Linked DNA regions of Homo sapiens: regions 2 and 3 are each linked to region 1. The links are chromatin loops, found by intact Hi-C in ENCODE. Cell type or tissue: chondrocyte. All regions are shown on one strand.

Region 1 (8,000 bases):
AGTCCAATGTCACATCTGTCAAACCCCAGAGCCCCTGGTCCTGACAACTGTCTGATCTTCCACTACTCAGAGTCCTTAGAATGCTTCTGGATGTCCTTGTGTTGGAGGAGGCCATTTAATCCTATGGAATGACGCTGTGAGGCAGAGCGAGTCATGTTAACCCTGGAAGCGGTGACTTGTCTGAGGTTCTGTGGCTACTATTGTGCAGAAGGTCAGCATTTCCCCAGAGGCCACTGCCTTCTAGCAGGTCCTGGGCGATCCTAGTGGGTGCTGGCTATGGTGGGGGTGGGTGGTTACGTTGAGGGAGGCCAGGTTGCCCCTTCTTCTTTTTGAGTCGGAGTCTCGCTGGAGTGCAGTGGCACAATTTCAGCTCACTGCAACCTCCGCCTCCCAGGTTCAAGCGATTCTCCTGCTTCAGCCTCCCGAGTAGCTGGGACTACAGGAGTGCACCACAACACCCGGCTAATTTTTTTTTTGAGACAGAGTCTCGCTCTGACGCCCAGGCTGGAGTTCAGTGGCGTGATCTGGGCTCACTGCAAGCTCCGCCTCCTGGGTTCAAGTGATTCTTCTGCCTCAGCCTCCTGAGTAGCTGGGACTACAGGTGCCTGCCACCATGCCTGGATAATTTGTTTTTGTATTTTTAGTAGAGACGGGGTTTCACCACGTTGGCCAGGCTGGTCTCAAACTCCTGACCTCATGACCCGCCCGCCTCGGCTTCCCAAAGTGCTGGGATTACAGGCATGAGCCACAGTGCCCAGCCTTTTCTTTTTTTTTTTTTTTTTTTTTGAGACAGAGTCTCGCTCTGCCACCCAGGCTAGAGTGCAGTGGCACAGTCTTGGCTCACTGCAACCTCCATCTCCAGGGTTCAAGTGATTCTCCTGTCTCAGCTTCCGGAGTAGCTGGGATTACAGGTGTGCACCACCACACCTGGCTAATTTTTTGTATTTTTAGTAGAGACGGGGTTTCACCATGTTGGCCAGGTTGGTCTTTTTTTTTTTTTTTTTTTTTTTTTTTTTTTGAGACGGAGTCTCGCTCTGTCGCCCAGGCCGGACTGCGGACTGCAGTGGCGCAATCTCGGCTCACTGCAAGCTCTGCCTCCCGGGTTCACGCCATTCTCCTGCCTCAGCCTCCCGAGTAGCTGGGACTACAGGCGCCCGCCACCGTGCCCGGCTAATTTTTTGTATTTTTAGTAGAGACGGGGTTTCACCTTGTTAGCCAGGATGGTCTCGATCTCCTGACCTCATGATCCACCCGCCTCGGCCTCCCAAAGTGCTGGGATTACAGGCGTGAGCCACCGCGCCCGGCCCAGGTTGGTCTTGAATTCCTGACCTCAGGTGATCTGCCCGCCTCAACCTCCCAAAGTGCTGGGATTATAGGCGTGAGCCACCGTGCCCGGCCTGTATTTTTTTTTTTTAGTAGAGATGGAGTTTCACCATGTTGGCCAGGCTGGTCTTGAACTCCCGACCTCAGGTGATCCGCCCACCTTGGCCTCCCAGTGTGCTAGGATTACAGGCGTGAGCCACCACGCCTGGCCTTAGGTTGCCCAATTCTTAGCAATCTGAGATGGAAGGGAGGGGGCAGCCCAGAGCCCAGAAATGAGGGTTCCCTCCCCTCGTCTCCCCCTACTTTCATCATCTCTAGAGTGGTTCTCATAATTGTGTCCATTTTACAGGGCAAATGGTAGAAGTAACCTGCTCAGTCAGGAGAGATCAGGTTACAGTCAAAGCCAGACCAGCCACGCCCTGATGCTACTGTCCAGGCCACCACAGCTGGCAGGTACCTGCTGCAGGCTTAGCCCCAGGCTAGGCGGTATATCAGGTGCAAAAAATGATGGTGAAGAGTGATTCTGACAGGCTTGGCTCTGGCCTCTAGGGCTATGACAGAAGTTGAGAGGATGACGAATATGGTTTAGTAGTAACCCTACAGATAGACCAAGGGCAGACATGTTTGTAGGAGAGTGTGTGTGAGCAGGGGAGTCCTGACCCACAGTGGAAGGCCAGGATGGAGGGGGTAATAAGGGTAGTGGTGACGGGGGTTGTGTCTGGGCTGAGCTGGTTTTATGGGAGAGATGGCATTTCAGGAGCTTGTAGAGCTAAGTATTGGATACACAGAAGACTTTGAGGCAGAAGTAGGATCCCTTCTGCTCCTACAGAAGAAGGGGAAGAAGCAAGTAACTGTACCATTTAATAATGGAAATATAGTAGTAATAAAAATATTAGTAATTAGGATATCAAATGCCCTAGCCTCCAAAAATATACAAAGGCCATTCGACGTAGGAAATTGACTTATTGGTATTAAACAGGAGAAGGGGCTGGGTGCGCTGGCTTACACCTGTAATCCCAGCACTTTGGGAGGCTGAGGTGGGTGGATAACCTGAGGTCAGGAGTTTGAGACTAGCCTGGCCAACATGGTGAAACCCCGTCTCTACTAAAAAACCAAAAAATTAGCTGGGTGTGGTGGCGTGCACCTGTAATCCCAGCTACTCGGGAGGCTGAGGCAGGAGAATCGCTTGAACTCGGGGGGCAGAGATTGCAGTGAGTCAAGATCGCGCCACTGAACTCCAGCCTGGGCGACAGAGCAAGACTCTGTCTCAAGAAAAAAACCAAAAAACCAAAACCAACCAACCAAACAAAAAACAAAGAAACAACAACCACAAAGCAAAAAACAAAAAACAAAAAACAGGAGAAGGACCCAAGATGGTATCTCAGTAGTCAGGGTCCTACTTCAGTATTTCTGCAGCATTGATTAGATCAGACTGTCAAGGAATCTTTTAAAAACTCAATGTATTAGTCCACATTCATTCATTTCCAGACTGAAAGTTGTGATCTTAGTGTGATTTTTCCTTTTCTTTTCTTTTTTTCCTGAAATAGGCTGGGCTCTTGTCACTACCCCATAACCTCTCAAATCCCTTGAGGACTCAGGTAGCAGAAAGTAAATAAATGAATGAACGAGTGAAATAACATACACGGATAAACTACTTAGCTAGCACACACTACGTTCTCTGTGATTCTCAGTGAGGCAGTTGGTGGCTGTGGTTAAGAAAGTAAGCTCTGCCTGTGTTGGAATCCAACACTGCCACTTACTTGGATGTGTCATCTTGGGCAGGTCACTCTGTCCCTCAGTTTCCACCTTTGCAATTTGGGACTAGTAACGCCATCCAACTCATAGGGTTGTTATGAGTTGTAATGAGGATTCAGTGGATTTAACCCATTTAAATGCAAGGTGCCTGGTATAATAAAATTATTTTCTTTTCTTAATTTATTCTTGTAGTTGGGGATGAAAAACTCGCACTCCTGTAGGCAGTCAGAAAAAATGAGTGAAGTGGGGGAACTAAGGGGCCTGGTCTGAAGGGGGAGACTGATATTTAGGGGAGTGCGGACCCAGTGGTGTGAGATTTTCAGAATCTCCTCTTGACGGGTCTCATCCGAGGTTCCAGCACAGCTCTGTAAAGGTAAAGACCGTTTACATTTTCCTCCTCAAAGCTTTATTATTATTATTTTTCTTCTCAAAACACTGCTTTGCTTTGGGGGAGCGCGGGTCCTTGGCCAGATCTTGAGTCTTGAGATATGTCTTCAGCATCTCCTGCTCCTCCTTGGGAAACGCTCCACCCGCCAGTGGGCCTGCGCCCTCCTCCCCTTCTTCGGGGTTCGGGTCCACCTCGTTTCCCCCACCCTCCCCAGGGCTGACTGCAAATCGGAGGGCGACTGCAGAGGCGGAATTCGGGGCAGAGCGGGGTCTCCCCAGCGGGCCACGTCCCACCAGCAGGTGGCGGTCGATCTGCAAGGCCTGCAAGGTGCCCGGACAGAAACTTGAGCAGATATTGGTGCCGCTGCCCGAGAAGAGCTCAGCCGAGTCTCCCCGAGCCCAGCTATCGGCATCCGCGAAAAAGCGGGGAGAGAAGGGCACGGGCTCTCCGCTGGAGCGACTCTGGGATTCAGACACCGCAAGCTGCTTTCGGAAGGGCTTCAGGAGGGGGTGAGTACTGAGCAGCGCACAGAAAAGGGAGCGCTGTCCTTTGCTGAAGGCATTGTCCTTGGCTTGCATTGAGTGGCTTTCCCACCCCCCGGGAAAGACATTTCGGGAAGGTGACGGTCTCAACAGAAGGAGGGAGCGCGGGAAAGAAGCCCGGGGAGCCGGCGCCTTCACGCCCCGCGGTCTGCAGCGGGAGGAGCGCGGGTTCCATCGCGCCAGATGGCGCTGTCTGGCTTTTCTCGGGCCTCGGGCGCCAGTCTCCAGAGGTCTCCGGCGCAGCTGCCTCTCTAGCCGGCCGACGCGGGCTCTGTGTTTCCGGGCGGAAGTGAGGCGCCCAGCGGAACGGCCTCTGGTGACATTTTCTTGGGGGCGGCGCGGACGACTGAAGGGACTTGGTGGTAGAGGCTGCGGAGGCGGCGAGGTTCACTTTGGTCCCGGCAGGGGCTCTGACCGCGACCCACTGCTCGCTGCCGGGGCTTGTTCCGAGGAGGAGAAGGCGGCGGTGGCCGTCGCGTCCTGAGTCACCGCAGCGGGGAAGAGTCCCGGCCGGGGGTTCGGTGCGTGCCCCGACGGGGCGCGCGCGAAGCGAGCGAGAAGGCACGGAGTCGCCGCGGAGCGCAGGTGAGGCGGGAAGGGGCGCAGGGCCGCGGCCTGGCTACTGGTCGAGTTGGGGGGCCCGGGTTGCGTCCCAGGGAGGGGTCGGGGCGAATCGGAGGGCTGCGGGCCGCGGTGAGGGCTCTGCGGCGTCCGGACGCTGGGGTCCTAGCGGGCCTGGCTGGTGGGCGCCGGGAACTCGCAGCCTGGATTGCCGGCTGACGCTGGGGCATCGCACCTCTCCGACCTCCTTGCTCGTCCGCCGTTGGTGACCCTAGCGTCCTCCCGGCCCGGCGGAGTTGGCTCCGGCACTCCAAGCCCCCAGACGCTGGGGCCGGGTTGAGGCGAGTCCTTTTCCGGGGGTGCTGAGGGGAGGCTGGAGGTGCCGCAGTCCCCGGGCTGCGGGGGGAAGCGACTTCACGGCCCTGGAGTTGTCTTCACGCAACTTTCCGGCTCCTAGGCCCGCGGGGGAAGCAGTGGCGGCAACTCCGCCAGCTCCGAGAGTAGGGGGTCTGGCGCCGACACCTGCCCCTGCAGCGGAGAGCTCCGGCGCCGCGGCCGCAGTGGCCTTGGTGGAGGGAGAAAAGGCTTTCTTATAGGCTTGGCGCCGCCTGCCTCTCGGCGCTTCCACTACCTTCGGTCGGCAGGCGCCTCCAGTCAATGCGAGAGATGTGTCAGTCTCCAAAATAGACCGCTTCTGGGGAGTTTGTCAACTTTATTTCAAAACCGGCGAGGATGTACACTGACGAACCCGTGTTAAAGACTATCGCCTTTACGCAAGCCATTCATTCTCACTTTAAAATTGTCCACCCCCCCGCCCCGACCCCCGTCCCCGGCAGCCCCCATCACAAAATTGATGCTCACAGGTTGAAGTAGAGAACATCGGTACGAGCCCTACCAGATCCTTGAGCAGTTTCTGTTTGGATGGGTTTTTCGTTTTTTGCCTGACCTTTTGCTTTCTGAATCCTCTTACCCAGTAGAATTAAAATCCTACTGATGATACTTCGTCAAGGTTGGACCTCTTAATTACAAAAACATCTGCCAATTTTGCTTAGGCTTTTATTGTGTAGTATTGGGTACATGCTAACAGAATCACTCCCTTTCTTCTCTTGGGATATTTTAAGGATGGAAGCTATTAACTTTCTAATGTAGTTTTGCTGATCTTGGCAATCTAGATTCCTCCAGTAATCAGAGCATTGCCTTTTGGTTTAACAAGCATTTTTAGAGGCCTACAATTGATAGTTACTGCCTGATGTCCTGAGGAGTCTCAGGACAAAAAAAAAAAAAACACATGGTTCAAGCAGTTATCCTGCCTCAGCCTCCCGAGTAGCTGGGATTACGGGCACGCGCCACCACGCCCAGCTAATTTTTGTATTTTTAGTAGAGACGGGGTTTTACCACGTTGGCCAAGCTGGTCTTGACCTCCTGACCTCGTGATCTGCCCGCCTTGGCTTCCCAAAGTGCTGGGATTACAGGCGTGAGCCGTGGCGCCTGGACTGAATCAGATTTCTTAATGGGAAAAAAAATTTTTTCTGACAACTTTTTGTGGAAAATAGGATGGACTGGATATTGGAGCTGGAAACTTTCTCCATTGTTAGAATAAGTTCACCGTGTAGTTGTTACTTATTCACTTTATATTTAACATGCATTTATGTGAGAGTAACTGTCATAATACTCTTTGTTTTATGGTTATGATTAATTCAAAACCCATATAGTAAAGATAAATTCAGCTTTAGGTTCTAATTTAATGCAGTTCCATTAGAACTGAGGGCTAATGCGTGTCCTTCAAAGGTTTCTTGCTTCTAATATTAATAGTGATATTGGTACTTTCAGTCTCTTTATTGTGTGACTAGTAAATTCTGTGCGCTTCTGTAGTTACTCATTATACAAGAAGTTGTTTTGTTGGGATTCCCAATCTTACAGCTTTTTTTGACACGTGCATGAACAGACTTGATAAATAGGCAATTTCAGTATTCTTCTTTCTAAAGTTTGGAATTCATGTACACTAGAGACCCAAACCTTTGGTAAATCATCTTAGATCTTCCTCATTTTCCTGCACATAACTGAGGATATGGAAATAGCATGTATTCATGTTTACTGAATAGACAGTACTTGAGAAAAACCTGTAAAGGTGAAAAATGTGTGTGTGTGTGCTTTTTTTTTTTTTTTTAAAGACACTCTTGCTCTGTCACCCAGGCTGGAGTGCAGTGGCATGATCACAGCTCACTGCAGCCTCAACCTCCCGAGCTCAAGCATTCCTCCCACCTCAGCCTCCGAAGTAGCTGAGACCACAGGCTCACGCCACCACACTCAGCTAATTTTTAATTTTTTTTTTTTTTGAGATGGAGTTTTGCTCTTGTTGCCCAGGCTGGAGTGCAATCTCCACTCACCGCAACCTCCACCTCCTGGGTTCAAGCGATTCTCTTGCCTCAGCCTACCAATTAGCTGGGATTACAGGCATGTGCCACCACGCCTGGCTAATTTTGTATTTTTAGTAGAGACGGGTTTTCTCTGTGTTGGTCAGGCTGGTCTCGAACTCCTGACCTCAGGCAATCTGCCTGCCTCGGCTCCCAGAGTGCTGGGATTACAGGTGTGAGCCACCACGGCTGGCTAATTTTTAAATTTTTTGTAGAGATGGAGTCTCCCTATGTTGCCCAGACTTGTCTTGAACTCTTGGGCTCAGGCAGTCCTCCTGCCTTGGCCTCCCAAAGTGTTGGGATTAGAGTTGTGAGCAACTGCACCCGGCCTAAATGTTGGATTTTTAATGTGTTCCTTTAAGGAATAGTGATTTCATTATCTTCTGTTATTTTAGGAAAGAGTTTGGGACCAAATAAAGTTTCTTGGGTTACTGTAATTCTCTAGGCAAAATGAAGTACATATGATACTATGAATAAAAAGTTGTGAGACTATAAAAGGGGAGAGCTATATAGAAGGGGGATAGAAAATAGAGTGGATAAAATATTTGTAAGGGGCTGGGCACAGTGGCTCACACCTCTAATCCCAGCATTTTGGGAGGCTGAGACGGGAGGATCAGTTGAACTCAGGAGTTTGAGATCAGCCTGGGCAACATAGTGAGAGCCCCTTTCTTTTTCTTCTTTTGTTCGTTTGTTCTTTCTTTTTTTCTTTACTTTTTTTTTTTTTTTTTTTTGATGGAGTCTTACTCTGTTGCCCAGGCTGGAGTACAGTGGCGCGGTCTTGGCTCACTGCAAACTCTGCCTTCCGGGTTCAAATGATTCTTCCATGTCAGCCTCCCAAGTAGCTAAGACAGGCGCCTGCCACCACGCCTGACTAATTTTTTATTTTTAGTAGAGATGTGGTTTCACCATGTTGGCCAGGTTGGTCTCGAATTCCTGACCTCAAGTGATCACCTGCCTCGGCCTCCCAAAGTGCTGGGATTACAGGTGTGAGCCACCGTGCCCGGCCTTGAGAGCCCA
Region 2 (8,000 bases), 160 kb after region 1:
ATCACGTATCTGTATATGACCTACACACACCTTCCTGTATACTTTATAAGTCCTCTCTAGAGTCCTTATAAGATGTAATGCAATGCAAACGCTATGAAAATAGTTGTGATACTGTATTTTAAAATTTGTATTAATTTTATTGTTGTATTGTTATTTGTATTTTTTTTTCAAGTATTTTCAACTGGAAGTTGGTTGAATCTTCAGATGTGGAACCTGCAGGTACATAGAACTGACTGTGTAAGGGTTTTCTGTGTGAACATCACCATAATATCATTATTCCACCTAAAAATACCCCAATAATTCCTTAATATCATTAATATCCAGTCAGTGTGCATTTCCCCAATTACTATTTATTTATTTGGAGTGTAGTGAAACGAGCATGGCTCACTACAGCCTCGGGCTCCTGGGCTCAGGTGCCTCAGCCTCCAGGGTAGCTGGCCACATTCAGCAAGTTTTTTTTTAGAGACGGGGTTCCACCATGTTGCCCAATCTGGCCTCGAACTCCTAGGCTCAAGTGATCCTCCTGCCTTGGCCTCCCAAAGTGCTGTGATTACAGGCTCGAACCACCATGCCTGGCCCCCAATTACTTTTATAGTTTACTTGTTCTAATTCCATCTCATGAAAATCTAAACACTGCATTTGGTTGATAGATCCCTTATGTCTCTATAGGCTCCCCCTCCATCTCCTTTTAGCACCTGTTAATTTGGTTTTTGAAGAAAATGGTTGGTTTATCCTATAGAGTTTCCCTAATCTGAATTTTGCAGATTGCATCCCAATGTTATCTTTTACTACGTTTCTTTGTTTCCTGTGCTTCCTAACAATTGGAAATTAGATCTGGAGCTTTCATCAGGCTCAGGTTTCATTTTCTGGAAAGACCACCTCATGGATGGTGGTGTGTTCTATCAGAAACGCATCATGGCCCATTGTCTCTCTTTTGCTGATATTAGCAGCCATTAACGGTCATTGCCTAGAACTTTTATTTCATCAAGATGACATGCTCATGATATCATTTCTTATTTGTTTGCCAATATTTCTATAAAAAGAAATTTCTCTCATTAAATATTTCATTATCTTAAAATAATAGAGTTTGTATGGGAAAGCCAGGACACATACTTGATTCTTTCTCTTTATTTACCAATTTCTAGCATCCTCCAAGCGAGCTTTATCTTCTACGAAAGATATCCCACAACATTCCTATCTTCATCCCTGTCCGCAGGACTTAATCATACAGCCTTCCCTCACTGCCAGGGGGTCTGGGATCTTCAGCTGGGATTTAACCTGGGCAGCCAGGTGCTCAGGTAATTTCCCAATTACATTGGAGAAGGGGATTGTGAACCCTGGTAACTGCTTCATTTCCTGTTGGCCCATACCTGTTTGAGGGCTGAAGTGGCTTCATTCATCTTATCTTGTATCCCTTGCACTTTCTGATGCAAAAGGCTCTACTCAGTGACTGTGCAGTGAACATATGAATAAATGGTGCAGTCCTCACTGTTCCCATGCTTTCCATGACCCAGGTTCCCAGTTCGGCCAAGAACATTGAGCTCCTTCCTATATAGCACATTTGTTCCAAGCTGCTGCTTCTCTTCTCTCTCTTTCTCCTATTCTTCTCTGACCTTCTCACTCCTCTTCCTCTTCCTCTTTCTCCTCCTTCTCCTCTTCCCCTTCCCCTCCACTTCCACCTTTTCCAGTTCCTTTTCCTTCTTTTTTTTTTTTTTTTGAGATGGAGTCTTGCTCTGTTGCCCAGACTGGAGTGCAGTGGCAACATCTTGGCTCACTGCAACCTCCGCCTCCCAGGTTCAGGGAATTCTTCTGCCTCAGCCTACCTACTAGCTGGGATTACAGGCATGTGCCACCATGCCTGGCTAATTTTTGTATTTTTAGTAGAGACGAGGTTTCACCATGTTGGCCATGCTGGTCTCGAACTCCTGACCTCAGGTGATCTGCCCGCCTCAGCCTCCCAAAGTGTTGGGATTACAGGCCTGAGCCACCACGCCTGGCTCCAGTTCCTTCTCTTTCTTCTGCTTTTAATTCTGGGCTTTTGTTCATATTTTGCTTCCTTGACTCAATGCCACTCCCATTTTCTCAGCCTGTTCAAAATAGACCCACACTTTAGGGTCCTCATCTCCCCTGATCCATCCAGAGGATTTCCTGAGTATTCAGGCCTACCGTGACTTCTGTCTGACTCACCATCATCCTTCGTTATGGGCAGCCTGTCCTGATTACTCTTTACTTTCTTGTGTTTATGCCCTGGCTCCCCAGCGGCCATCAGTGCCTGGGGCCACGGCTCTTTCTGCAGCAGACCGCATCTAGAATCCCCTGCCACGTTCAGCACAGGGCTGTCGTGACACCAGTCCCAGTAGGTTCACTGATTGACGCATAGCTGTTTTGCACAGCTTTTGCAAGTTGTCAACTTGATGTCAACACAACATGGAGAAGAGCAGGAATGCTGTCATCATTCTTGAACATTTTTGTTATCTACATGACTGATGTGGTGGGTTTGTTTTCATTTGTTGACTAAAGGACAATGTGGTCATAACCTAGATGTAAGGTTGGGCTCCAAAAGAGCTGTTCTTAAAACAGATACTTCTGGGCTCCAGAAACATGATGATCTGTAGAAATCTTTTTGCAGGTGGTCATAGTGGAGCCAAAAGAGAGTGGGGATTCAAAGTGTGGGTCAGAGACCAAAGTGACAGCGCTTTCTCCATCCTCTAAGGCCATGTTTTTCCATTTTGGATTAGGAATTATAGATCAACCTTCACTTTTCATTTTTTTATACTTCTTGAGCCTTACATGCTATGCCACAAACATGCACTAGGCATTGATTTTGGCAGGGATTGAGGGGGTGCAGAACATACAAAGAAAAAACCCTGAAGAATGGAATATTTCTACAAATCTTTCTACTCCAGAAATCTTCTTATTGTACTTCTATGGACTTTAGCTAATGGGAGGGAGAGTGGAAAACAGTCATCCCAGCCTGACGGAAACAGATAGAAAGTAGAAGCAAGACTAGGCTATGTGCTAGGAAATATGGATTCTAGTTCTAGCTCAGCCATGAATGGCTGTGACCTTGTTTACAACCTTCTGAGCTTTAGCTTCCTCACCTGAAAAACAAGAGACGGGCAAGACAATAATCGACTTTCATTCTGGAGACATCAATGAATTTATGCTTCTAGAATTTTGTTTTCTTTTCTTTTTTTTTTTTTTTCAGATTCTTTATCACTTTCTCACTGAATCCTCACAATAAACCTATAAGGTAGGTCTGGCAGGGGTTGTGCTAATCCCCATTATACAGATGGGTGTGTTGGGGCTGAGAAATGTTAGGTAGTTAACAAGGTTTCATTAAAAATGAAACTCCTCCTCCTAATCCACAAAAATTCCTTCTTAGCAGGAGGCTCATGCCTGTGTTTATATGTTGGTGTACTGAAAATGCAGGCATCTGTCTGTCAGGTTTCTCTGATGTGCAAATACGAAGGATGCAATTATTAGGTGGACTCATAGATTTCCCTTGGTTTGCATTGCTGGTCTGTTCTTTGATGATTGCCTTTCTCTGAGGGATGTTCCATGCTATAGCATAATTTACACTAACTGCATTAACTAGGCAATCATAAATAGCAAGTGGAGGGCAAGAGGTGGTGAGCAAGGAGAGATGGACAAGTGAAGGGAAAGAACTAAGAGCCTAATAGCCAGGCCCGATTCTGTGTACTCTACAAGTATTAACTCATCTGGTTCTCAAAAGAACCCCACCAAGAAGGTTGCTATCATCAAGCCCATTTTACAGATGTTGAAACCAAGGCCTAGAGGAGTTAAATAACTTGCCTGAGCTACTATGTGTCAGAGGCAGAATGTGAAGCCAGGCAATTTGATTACAGAGTTTGAACCCTGACCTCCTTCCTGTCAAGGTCAGATTGGGTAATCATAAGCTTTTGCAAGCTGTTCTGGTACAAAGTAAGATTTTTAAAAAAGAATGCCCATCCAAAACTAGCAAGGTTGCACAGAGAAACTGGCATACCATATACATACTGCTGATAGTACTGACAATGAGTTTTATCTTTTTATAAAGCAATTTGTGGCAAGAGCCATAGTTTTCCGTATTTGTCAATCCATGAATGTCAATCCTAGAAGTTTATTCTACGTTTATAGTTCGACCAAAATGAGATGCCATATGCATGAAGTTTATTGTATGATCTGTAATAATGGAACACTGGGAGCAAATTAAATGCCCTAGAATAAGGTATGATTAAGTAGTATCATGATACGTTCACTAGTTGGAATATATAAAAGCATTTGAAATGATAATTACAATGGCTACGTAAAAGGACAGGAAAATGTTTCTGATAAAATGTTAAGTTTAAAAAGCAGGATGAAAAATATGTAGATTATGATGACAATTCTGATATATATGCATACTGTCCAAGCCTGAAATAGAACAGGAAAAACTTCTAGTAGTTAGGTGTTTGTTAAAATCCTTTCATTTTTTTCAGATTTCAATTAGTAGTGGCATTGTGTTTATTTATCAGATAATGAAAAAAGGAAAGAGCTGGTGGTAGAAGTGGGTTGAAAAAAATTGCCTAGGGTGAGACTTGGACTGCTATTGGGAGACTTGCCTCTGGCCGTCTTCATCCCTGAGTTCTCTGGGGGCAGCCAGAGTTTAGGGTGGGAAAGAGAGCTCAGGCCTGAGAGATCCACGGGCTTATGGGAGAGAGAATGGTGAACCCTGGGTTCTGCCCTTGCCACTGGGAATATGGTAGCTGTCTGGGTAAAGCCAGGCTGTGGTTTTCCCTTTGCTGTCTTGTCCATTGTCTTACCTCACTTCTCCCATTCTTTATTCTTCAAGTCTCAAAAGCCTTAGAAGTCACTTTCCCGGAGTCAGCCTCAACTCCTCCCCTTGCCACCCACTGGGCTGGGTGCCCCTCCAAGGCTCCCCGTTTGCCCAGCTTCCCGTGCTGCCCATTTCTGCATGGAACAAGCTCTATGGTGATTGCCCGTTGGCATCTCTGAGGCCCTCTCTGGCCTCCAAGAATTGGGATCTTGGGCAGATCGGGATCACCTCCCTATGCCCTTGCTCAACACAGCATGGATTAAATGAATGACCCTCCTTTTCCAAGGTGAGGGCAGGTTGGGGTTGGATTAGATTCTTTCCAGCTCCACATACTGTGATTTTTACCATCTCCTATTTATCAGACTCATTAAAGAAAGAAACCACTGGGCTTTGAAGACAAGTCCCAATGTAGGGAATGTCCTCTGTCTTTCTGCCCGTGGGTGGGCCCCTGAAGCATTCTCTGGCCTTAGTGTGTGAACTGTGAGCCTGATTGTAGGCGTAGGGTTGCCTTGGGAGTTTTCACAGAAGGTCAGCTGAGCATGCAAGAACACCGCCTCAGTCGTCCTCCTGGCAACAAAGCTTGCGGTGAAGGCTCTTTGATTGGGTCTTGCTTGTCCCCAGCTGGACTGTCACAGGGCACATGTGACACGGTGGCTGCGCCTCCACGTGTGAATTTGCAGGAGCCTCAGAGCCTGATGTTACATATCCGCCTGCTGGCTGTGGAAGTGGGCGTGTCTGTGCACATGGCTGGGTGTACCTGTCTCAGATCAGGGCAAAAGGTAGATGAGTGGCCCTGGGTTTTCTGGGCAGTGTGTCTCTGTGTAGACTGTTGGCAAAGACCTCAGTGAATGAGTGAATTTCAATTCAGCAAATAATTATTGTGAGCTTTGTGCTCTCCAAGAGCAACGACGCGGTGCGCCAGGCAGAGAGCCTGGGGAGTGTGCGTGTCTTACCTGTGTCTGCATCGTGTGTTCCCTCTGTGTGTCTCTGAGAATGCGTTCTTGGCACGCGTCCTGCGTTAACAAGGCGTTTGGTGTGTGCATGTCTGTGTGACAGTGCCTGGGTCCTGTTTGCGGCTGCTTGTTCGCATTCCAGCTTCCCTTGTGCCCGCAGTCAGGCTCTACACGTGCGCCAGCCTCCGAGCGCACGTCCCCGAGTGACCCGTGCGCGGTGTGCAGGGACCTCAGGGTCGTGTGCACTAAGGGCGCTCGTGCCCGTCTCTCTGCACTAAGGAACGCACCTCCACATGTCTGAGTGCACGTCCCTCTCCATGTGTGCACGTTCCGTGTTCACGCCGCCCATGTCTGTGCAGGGGCGCTTCACGCGCGCCCTCTCCGGCCCGCGGGCGGCCAGGGACCCGCGCTGGGCTCCACGCTTCCCGTGGGGCTGACCCCTCCCTCGCGCCCCGCAGCGGGCCGCAGCGATTGGCCGCCGGCCCCCTTCCAGCCGTCACCCCTCCCTCCCTCCGCCACCCGCGCGCCCGCGGTCCCCGCTGTCCCCCGCGGTTCCGGCGAGGCCGCGCCGCGCTGCGCTCCGCTCCCATTGGCTGCGCGCGCCTTTGTGTGGCGGCAGCTGCGGCCCCAGCGCCTTTGAATGTCGAGAGGGGCCGGGAAGGGAGCCTTTCCATGGGCCATCTGTCTCCCCGCCAGCCGCCGCCCCACCGCCGCCCGCGCCCCGCGCTCCGCCTCCCGCCCCGGCGGCTCCCGCAGCCCCGCCGCCGCCCGCGCCCGCGCCCCGGAGCCGCGCCACAAAGGGCCCGCGCGCAGCCGCCGCCGCCGCCGCCGCGCGAGGAGCCAGGATGGTCCTGGTCCACGTCGGCTATCTCGTGCTTCCAGTGTTTGGCTCTGTGCGAAACAGAGGTATCGCTTTTTCCTTTCGGGGTCTGCTTCGGAGCGTGGATCGCCGCAGGCACCGGGGCGGGGGCGGGCGCCGCGGGCGGCCGGGGGCTCAGGGCACACCCGCGAGGACGCAGGGCGAGCGGTGGCTTCCCCCCACCCCATTTTAGGGGGACCCCCGAGGGTGGGGGCGGCCGCCCTCGTGGGAGCTTTTGTAGTGAAGTTAGGGTTTGGCGAATTTGGGTCCCTTCCTCCCCAGCCCCATTTTTTATTTTTTGCGGCGGACGTGGTTCCCCCAAATCACAGCCCCTTCCCCTAATACCTAGCCCTGTATGATCGAAAGGAGAAAGATACATGACCGTGTGTGTGTGTGTGTGTGTGTGTGTGTGTGTGTGTGTGTGTGTGAGAGAGAGAGAGAGCGCGCGCGCGAGAGCATGCTTGGTTTTCTGTGGTTTGCTTTTTTTGAGGTATATGTGTGTTTTGTGTTATGTGTGTTTTGTATTCATTTTTTGTTCATTAGTACCGATGGCTGGCTAGCTGGGACCTGGGTCTCTGCCCTATCCCATGCCCCAGCCCCCACCCTCTCGTGGGCACTTGCACGATTTTCCATCCCATCCTTTTTTCGTCTTTAACCCTTTTTGTGCATCGCCCTTGTGCTATTGCCCTGCTCACCCCGCCCCCCGCAACTGTCTTTGTATGACAGTTGCATACACGGGTTCAAGATGCTTGGGCGCGTGTGTGTGTGTGTGTGTGTGTCTGTATGTGTGTGTGCATGTGTGCGAGTGTGCGCGCGCGCCTCGGAGAGTCAGACCTGCGCTGCTGTGCCCTCCTTGGGTCCGGCTGGAGCGGGGCGTCCGGCCCTTGGGTGTTGTGCTGTGTGTGAGGATGAGGTGGGAAGCTGCCCCCACGCCAGGCCTTTGCCCCGGGCAGCGGTTGACAAAGCAGCGGGCCGGCGCGGGCTTTGTTTTTAACTGTGATAAATGGGGTGTGTTTGCACGGTCCCCTTTCCCCACATCCCCTCTCCCTCACATTCTGCTACAACAATAGCTTGATTTTCCCCTCTTCTCCCCACCTCCACTCCACATTTCTTTCATTTTCTTTTAATAAAAAATTCCCACCTCCCAAGCAAATCCGAGATGCATTTAGATTCATTTTTTTTCTTTTTTGTATTCTGCCTCTGGACTCACATTTCTCGTCTTGGAAATGTTTCTTCTATCCTCTCCCACTCCACGTCTGCTTAAATCCCTGCTGGCTCAGGCCCTCCTCCCCCTCTCCCCACTCCCTCATACACAGAATGATGTCTTCCCTTGGCCGACCAGGGCTCCTCTACCAAGTCGGGGTGGGGG
Region 3 (8,000 bases), 310 kb after region 1:
GCCTCACTGCGAGTTTAGACCTTTCTGGGACAGAGGGTGCAGGGACAGCAAAGTGGCAGAAACACTGGTCCTGGGGTGCCCTCCTGTAGGGATATTTTCCAGCCCGACCCACCTTGTTGCTGTCCTTTTCTCTACAGGAAAATCAGAAGTTAGGTGCTGAGCTCTGCGAAGTCTTGCTGTGACTTTGTGACTGCCGATCAGGGAGAGTGTGTGTGCATGTGTGAATCTGTGTGGGTACTCAAATGTACAGTTCTCCTGCTGCCTCTCCATCAAGGTCACATTCCCCTTGAGGGTAAAGACCAGGTCTTCACTTTGTTCCCAAGCCCCTCTCAGCTCTCAGTCCAAACCTTGCCCACAGAGAGCCACAGGTGATAATCACCAAATAACCTCAATGACCCTGCTTTCTCTCCCGGCCTTAGAGTGCCAGTGACCAGGCTGTTGCAGGTGCCATCCCTATCACCTTTGTGTCCAGTCCTGACTGTGTTAGCACAGGCTGGGATAACCAGCAGGCACTTGCCAATGCGTTCTCTGTAAAGTGATGGAAAGAATTATCTACTTTTCACAGGCTCATAAATCCCCCGGCAAAACACTTCTTCCTGAGGTTTTTCTCCACTTGCCACTGGGTTTATTGAAACTGGGGAAAAGTATACACTTCTTAGCAAGCAGATGCTAAGATGAGTTCTTTATAGGATATGGTTGGTAATAATTTAATTAGCCTAGCTTTTTTGGGGAAAAGTGTTAATTAGTTTTTGCTTAAAATACACCATCTTGATGGCCTCTGCTTCTCCACTTCTATCCCCTGGGTGAAGACTCAATTTCTCATCCACACTCTGCAGCAAGTCCCAGCCTGGTCACTACTGTTATTACAGAAAAAGGAAATACAAAAAATTATTTTTGGGCAGCCACAGATTATGACACATGCTAATTATTATCACTGTAGGTTCAATAAACTGGGGGTAGGGTGGGGAGCAGGACCCCATGAAGTTCTCAGTGGACTGCTAGCCCCCAGTGCCAATGCTAGAGGCTTTGAAGGGCTGCTGACCGCCAAGGTGGAGGGCAGAAATGTGAGATTGGGGCATCTCAGTGAGAGGGTGGGGGCCCTAGCCCCTCAGACAGAAGGGAAGAGGTCTCTCCAGGTGAGTCCATCCCCCCGCTTCTTGTCCAGCCACCTGCCACAGTTGAAGATGGTGGCCACGCCGGTGCTGGTGTTGGTGACCTCCACCTTCTCCACCAGCCAGCCTGAGCAGTAGCCACTGCTGTCGTGCTCCAGGCGCACCTTGCGCAGCTCACCCAGCTCCAGCGTCTCCAGGAAGAAGCGGTCTGTGCTGCCCCGCTCGAAGAGGTTGCGCATTTTCTGCTTCAGCTCCCGCTTGCCTGTGTCTCCGTTGGCCCCAAAGATGGTCACGAAGACGTTGGCATCAGTGCCTGCCCCTGGCTCATAGCCTGTTGTCACGATGACTTCGTACTTGACGGGCACCAGGCTCTGGACCTTGCTGGCAAAGCTCTCTGTCGTCTTGGTAACCTCGAATACCTTGAAGTACTTCCTCTTCCTCTTGAGGGGGATGAGGCAGTCACAGTTAAAGAAGTACCTGGCAGAGAGGTGGGAGAGTGGAGGGGTAGGGGCTAAGCAGACCCCAGCCGAGGCTGCTCCCTCCCCCAGATCCCCTTGCTCATCTATAAATGATCCCTTCCCAAGGTGATGGGATATTGGAGCTGGAAATGTTGGTTTAAATGTGCGTATGGATTCTTGTTTAACTTCAAATTCACCATGGACGGGCATCTCCATTCTTCCAGTTGCTTCTTGATTCTTCTACTTCTTTTTTGCCCCTCATACTCCATGTCCAATCCATAAGCAAATCCTGTTGACTTTATTTTTTTTTTCTCACCATCTTGGCCAGGCTGGTCTGGAACTCCTGACCTCATGATTCACCTGCCTCAGGCTCCCAAAGTGCTGGGATTACAGGCGTGAGCCACTGCGCCTGGCCGACCCTATTTTTAAGATATATCCAGAACCAGCCCACTTGAAAACTGTCTAGTATCTATCTGCCCTCCTGCTACTTGGGTCCAAGTCACCATCATCTCCTATTTGGAAATTATCAAGAGCCTCCTAACTGGTCTTCTAGCTTTTTGCTACCTGTGGTCAATTCTCTATGAAGCAGCCATGTGATCCTATTGAGAGGTAAGCCCAAGTATGTCCTTCCCCTGCTCAGAACCCTCCAGTGGCTTCCCATGTCAAGTAAAAGCCAAAGACTTTACAACGGTCTGCAAAACTCCTCATGATCTGACTCTCCTCTTCCTGTGTTTTCCTTTATTCATTTTTATGTATTTTTAATTTTTATTTTCTTTAGAGACAGGGTATCAATTTGCTACCCAGGTTGGACTGCAATGGCGCGATCATAGCTCACTATAACCTCGAACTCCTGGGCTCAAGTCATCCTCCTGCCTCAGCCTCCTGAGAAGCTGGAACTATGAGCATGCACTATCATGTCCAGCTAATTTAAAAAAATATATTTTTGTAGAGATAGGGTCTCACCATGCTTCCCAGGCTAATCTTAAATTTCTGGCCTCAAGCAATTCTCCTGCGCTGGCCTCCCAAAGCACTAGGATTACAGGTGTGAGTCACTGCACACAGCTGTGCTTTCCTTTCTCACCTGTCACCTGCTCTTTTCCAAGCTCACTCCCATCTGCAGATACTCTTGCTCCCTTAAAGGGACTGGTTAATTTTTGTACCTGGTGTTGTCACCTTTAGAGGGAGTTGCTGAATCCAGAGTGACAATTTTAGGCAAAACCAAGTGGAAATATGACTATTAAATGTACGCTCCCAGATCCCTTACACTTGGCTGAGTTGAACAAAGAGTTTGTATATATATGTATGTGTGTGTGTGTGTGTGTGTGTGTGTGTGTTCATGGACTGCAGAGTACAAAGGGAAAGAGAAAGTCCTCTATCGAAGAAGCCATCACAAGCAGAAGCAAGTCTAGAGCCAAGAGAATGGTCTTGGACCAAGAAGTCCTCCCAAACCTTCTCTTGCACATCCCCAATTTTAGCCTCTGGGTAATGACAGTGGGTTCAGGAATTATAAAGGAAAAAGCCAGACAGCATGGTGGGAAAATGCTGCACAGGATGTGAGAGGGCATGGTCTGCCCCAGCCCTGCCACCTACCATCTGTGTGACCTTGGACAAGTCACATATCCTACCCAGATCTTGATTTTCCCATTGGCGAAGCTGGAGGTTTGGACTGAACAATTGCTATGGTTTCTTCCCACTCCAAATTGCTAATATGCTAACACCTTTGAAAACAAGCTGTCTTGGTGCTGGCTAACAACTTCAGGAATGCAACACTGAAAAGGTGTGCCCAATGGTGCAAAATCAAACCCTATTTTAGATGAACATTCTTAACAGAAAAAAAAAAAAACAAAAAAAAAAACACCTTTGGTTTTTTGCCTGCTTACACAACTCCAGGACTTTGCATTCTTGAATCTCATTAGCTCCCACAACAACCCTGGGCATCATCCTCCCATTTCATAGGAGGAGGAACTGAGACTTGAAGAAGAAAAGTCAGCGCTTAAGGTGACCCAGAGCCAGAGCCTGCCTGGCCCTGAAGAATAAGCCATTTAAAGACATTTGCAGGAAATCCTTATTCTGTTTTGAGATCCTTCTTCCCCCAATTTATCACTTGATAAATTTGGATTGTTGTTACATACTACAATTTCTTAGAGGAGGAGATACTTGCATTGTTTTAAAATTCTCTTAAAATGTATTTCTTTATGCATATGCCCACTAATATGCATCATTCTATATAAATACAAAAATCATCTGATCATATACATACTTTTCTAAACGTACTTTTTTTTGCTCCCTCTTTGCTTGGCTCTCTTTCTTTCTCCTTCTCACTTCAGCATCGCTTCTCCTCAGATAACCCATGTAACAGTTGAGGGTGTAGCCTGCCAAATTTCCCTCCATTTCACCCAACCCTGCACAGACCCACGTGTACATAGACATATGGGGATGTCAGTGTTCCCTTTACAAAACGGCATCACATAAGACATGTTTTCCTGTGTCTCGCTTTTCTCACTCAATAATACTTCCTGGGAATTGCTCCAAGTCATCTGGTATGTATTTAATTCATTATTTTTGATGGCTGAAAAATATTCCCTGGTGTAGATATAAGGAAATGTTTTCTGATAGACATAATTATAGGATCACCAAAATGTGGGCCCTGCAGACTTACACAAAGCTCTGGCTTTGGAAGGACACTCAGCGGGCTGCTCCTGCTAGAAAGGGGGGAAGGTGTCCAGCCAGAGTAAAGGCAAAAGCAGAGAAAAATGAGCAGAAAAAAGTGATACATATTCAAAACTATGTATAAGCACACATCTGTGAACATTGTGTATTAGAAAAATCCCAGAGAGAATGGGGTCACCAAAATGCTCATCATGGTGGCCACCTCTGATGGGCAGGGCTGTAGGGAATTTTTACTTTCTTTTACATACGTTTCTGTATTTGAATTTTTATGGTTGTGTATTAGATATGCTACCGGGATAAACAATAAAGGTGTTTTCAGTTAAAAAATAAGGTCTTTTTGTATGACCTTTCACCCAAATCCTGAGGCTATTAGTGATGAATGAGAACTGGTCAGGAAGGTCAACAGCACACTGCAAAAGAGGGATCAGAATGGAAATAGCTGTGAGATGGACATTTGGAGTTATTGTGTGTATGAGATATTGAGATTAAATTCATTTGTAATTCATGTAACTCCAAATATGGCTAACATGGTGGCAGGAAAGGAATTGTGGATGTTACACACAGTGTTAAGCAAGTGGTTTTATAATGCAGAATGTAGGTTCCTTCTAGAATGAGGCCATGTGAATTGTCACCACGATTAAACATGCCTGCAAAGTCCCCCTTCTGGACGAAGGTGGTATTTCTGCAGGCGACAGGTTTTCATCCAGCAGAGACCACTGAGAACTGCAGGCGACAGGTTTTCATCCAGCAGAGAATAAGGCTTGAGAATTGCAGGTGACAGGTTTTCATCCAGCAGAGACCACAGGCTTGAGAACTGCAGGCAGGCAGGGGTGAGCTAGGGCATGACTTCAGAGAGCTCCTAGGCTGACACCCCTGCCATCGTCCCTCTACCCTAGACCCTATAGAGCATCCAGCTCTCCTCCCAAAGGGCAGCGTGAAGCACAAGGAGTTGATGGGTAACTGCTGGAGGCCACACAGTTGACCAGGTGACAGCGCTAGTATCCAGAGGCCTGGACCCCCTGCAACCCCTTCACTTCAGGAAGAGCCCCTTCCTCACAGATATCTCTTCCTCCCCGCTCCAGCCCTGGTGACAACAAAAGACAGGCTGCATTCCTGAGGCTGGAGGGAAAGATGCTTCAATTAAGAGCGGCTTTTTCTTCTGCAGGATGGAAAATTCTACAACTGAGGCCCAGGACTGTGGGGCAGGAAGCTTACAGCTGGGCCTTTGCCTTCCTTTCCTCCTAAGACAGGAAGGTGCCAGGTGGTGCTGAGAACTCTCTCTCGGCCAACATTGTGGGTTTAAGGGTAATGTGAGGGTGACTATTTTATTTTGTTTTGTTTATTTTGGGAGGTTTGCAGATGAGCAGTATCAGCAGACACAGTCCTTGTGGATGGGAGGTAGTACTGAGCCATGGAAAGGGCTTAGGCCTGGCCCTGACTTGCTCAGTGAGTCATTCACTTTTCTGGGATAGTCTCCCAGCTGTCAAGTTCTCATCAGTACTGGTCCTAGCAGCCACATAGAGCAACTCCTACAGGATTGATTGTACTTGAGCTGGGCTTTCTCTAAAAGAGCAGCAAATAATGCCATAGCTCAAGAGGGAAGTTGCTATGAACAGAGTTGTATCTCCCCAAATTTATACATTGAAGCTGGAACCCCCAATGCCATGGTATTTGGAGATGGGGGACTTCAAGAGATAATTAGGTTTAGATAAGGTCATGAGGGTGGGGCCCTTATGATGGAATTAGTGCCCTTACACAAAGAGGAAGAGAAACCAGAGCTCTCTCTCTCTGCCACGTGAGGACACAGAGAGAAGGCGGCCATGTGCAGGACAGAAAGAGAGTGCTCCCAGAACTCCACCATGCTAGAACCCTGATCTCAGACTTCCAGCCTCCAAAGCTGTGAGAAATAGCTTTCTGTTGTTTAAGCCACCCACTCTCTGATATTTTGTTATGGCAGTCTGAGCAGAGGTCAGAACCTCTTCTGCCAAATTCCCAAGGAGTTGCTTGGTCTGGGGGAGCCAAATCCAGGGAGCTGCAGGTTGGACAAGTGTGGCTTTGAGAAGCTTGGCCTCCTGAGGGCCAGAGCCCATAGCCGAGGGCTCTGCCTAGGTCCAGCCTGGCTGCCGCTTCTGTGCAGACAAGGGCTACCTTTCCTTGTGCAGGGAAGGCTCTAGGGTGTGGTATGAGCAGGGCCAGCCCCAGGGAGAGGTGCAGATGTGGGAGCGTCCACAGTGGTTCTGGCCCTGTGAGCTATGTACTCAGCTTTCACTTACCCTTTGGCAAGCCTTGATCTTGGATTCCCCTTTCCACCCTCCCCTGGCTCCTTCTCAGCACCTTTCCTGCCTTCCAGAGCCTCAGGGCTCTTCCTGGCTTCCAGCTTGGTTACCAAGGGGTTTTAATTAGACAAATTGATGACTGTGACTATGTTGCCCAGGTAACTAAGACCCTTAATCTTCCAGAAATGTCTGAGTCTCCAGAAGGCTCTGATGAGAGAATGCAAAGCCCCTTATCTGGGGTACTGTGAGGCAGATGGACCATTGGATTACCCTAGCTTGTCTCTGGTCCCTACTCTGCCCACATGGATGGTGGGTTTTCACTATGACCGTGTAAACAGCAGGCTTCATAACTGTGTTTCTTTGTCATTTTAGATTGAGGGAAGGGGAAGGCAAGGAAAGTCTCTGCTCTCTGGCACTGTTTGACTTTCTCAGTATCCTTCCAAGGAAGCATCCCTGGATCCAAAGACTAGATGCACCCCAGGTCATCTGGCCTACTCCCCTGCCTCTGATAGTAGATGCACAATCCAGATAGCTTCAGAAGCATACAGCTGTCTCTTCCCTTCCTGCCTTCTAGGCCTCCTGAACAGGGTAATCTTGACCTTGAAGAAGAGACCTCATCATACCCTGCTCTCTTGCCCATGGTCCAGCTCAGTCCCTGCCCCATGCTGAGGGAGTGGCACTTCCTTGGGGAGAGGCTCAGTACATACACATTGCCGTACTCCATCTCGGTGATGGTGATGGTCTTGACATGCCAGGCAAGTTCTCTCTTGGGGATAAACCGGTCTTCCCTGGCAAGGTGGCCCACACAGAGGGAGGCAATGTCCCCCAAGTAGATGCTGTCAAACTCAAACGTGTCTGTGGTCCCCCTGCAGGAAACAAAAGTGTGGTCCATGAGCTGCCTTTGCCCACTGAAGCAGGTAAGCATTTGTCGGGGGCCTGCTGCATTCCAAGCAGTGGGCCAGGGAACAGGGATGGGATGGCAAGCAGGAGCTCATGGCAGTCCTGGAGGCTTTGAGGGGTTCAGTTCAGTTTGGGACCAAGACAATCACGATGAAAAAGCCCCACTAGCTGCCTGGCCTCAGCACCAAAGAATGGTGACATCGTTATGCAGGATGGAGATGGGGAGGGTGGTGAGACTTGGAGAGCAGAGGGAGGAGGGGAAGGGAAGAGTCCCCTGTAACAGACATGTCTTAGCAAAGTCATAGGTGGGAACAGTGGGGTGTGGAGGTGCAGATATTTCTGGGGGAATGCTGGCTTGGGTGAAGTTTGGGTTCAGGGAGGGAAAAGCTAATGGAGAAGGTATGGGTGCAGGCAGCCTGTGGGGGTAAGTGCCAGTCTAAGGTGTCCAGACTTCATCCTGAGGTAGAGATTTGAAGAAAAGGTTGTTATAAATGGAATGTCTGTGCCCCAGTTCCCCCAAATTTATATGTTGAAACCTATTCTCCAGTGTGATGGTATTTGGAGGTAGGGTCTTTGAGAGGTGA

The links. Hi-C counts contacts between places; a loop is a spot of excess contacts. Peaks named below come from ENCODE experiments on the same cell type or tissue, not always from the same donor. Only the 100,000 strongest peaks of a DNase experiment are listed, where the experiment ranks them.
Region 2: it touches region 1 in a loop (2.7-fold over the local background); 11 of 110 quality-filtered maps call a loop at or near these places.
Region 3: a loop joins it to region 1, with 12 times the contacts of the local background. A loop is called at or near these places in 25 of 110 quality-filtered maps.

What each region holds. Positions count from the first base shown.
Region 1 is chr18:46,169,738-46,177,737 of GRCh38, forward strand. ARK2N (arkadia (RNF111) N-terminal like PKA signaling regulator 2N) reads left to right here and starts at 4,297. Exons shown (of 5, transcript NM_145055.5): 1 at 4,297-4,593. RefSeq lists enhancers at 3,871-3,920, 4,241-4,500, 4,531-4,580, 5,181-5,310. In chondrocyte, CTCF peaks have their summits at 3,825, 4,025 and 5,155; DNase peaks (open chromatin) are centred at 3,744, 4,294 and 4,784.
Region 2 is chr18:46,327,658-46,335,657 of GRCh38, forward strand. ARK2C (arkadia (RNF111) C-terminal like ring finger ubiquitin ligase 2C) reads left to right here and starts at 6,361. Exons shown (of 8, transcript NM_152470.3): 1 at 6,361-6,678. The coding sequence starts at 6,618. RefSeq lists enhancers at 5,192-5,803, 5,804-6,414. In chondrocyte, no CTCF peak of the experiment used is centred here; no DNase peak of the experiment used is centred here.
Region 3 is chr18:46,476,364-46,484,363 of GRCh38, forward strand. It overlaps LOXHD1 (lipoxygenase homology PLAT domains 1), which reads right to left. Exons shown (of 41, transcript NM_001384474.1): 40 at 7,224-7,382; 41 at 910-1,589. The coding sequence ends at 1,109. Among named protein-coding and RNA genes, the nearest start is that of ARK2C, 150 kb to the left of the region's middle. In chondrocyte, CTCF peaks have their summits at 4,902 and 5,108; a DNase peak (open chromatin) is centred at 1,259.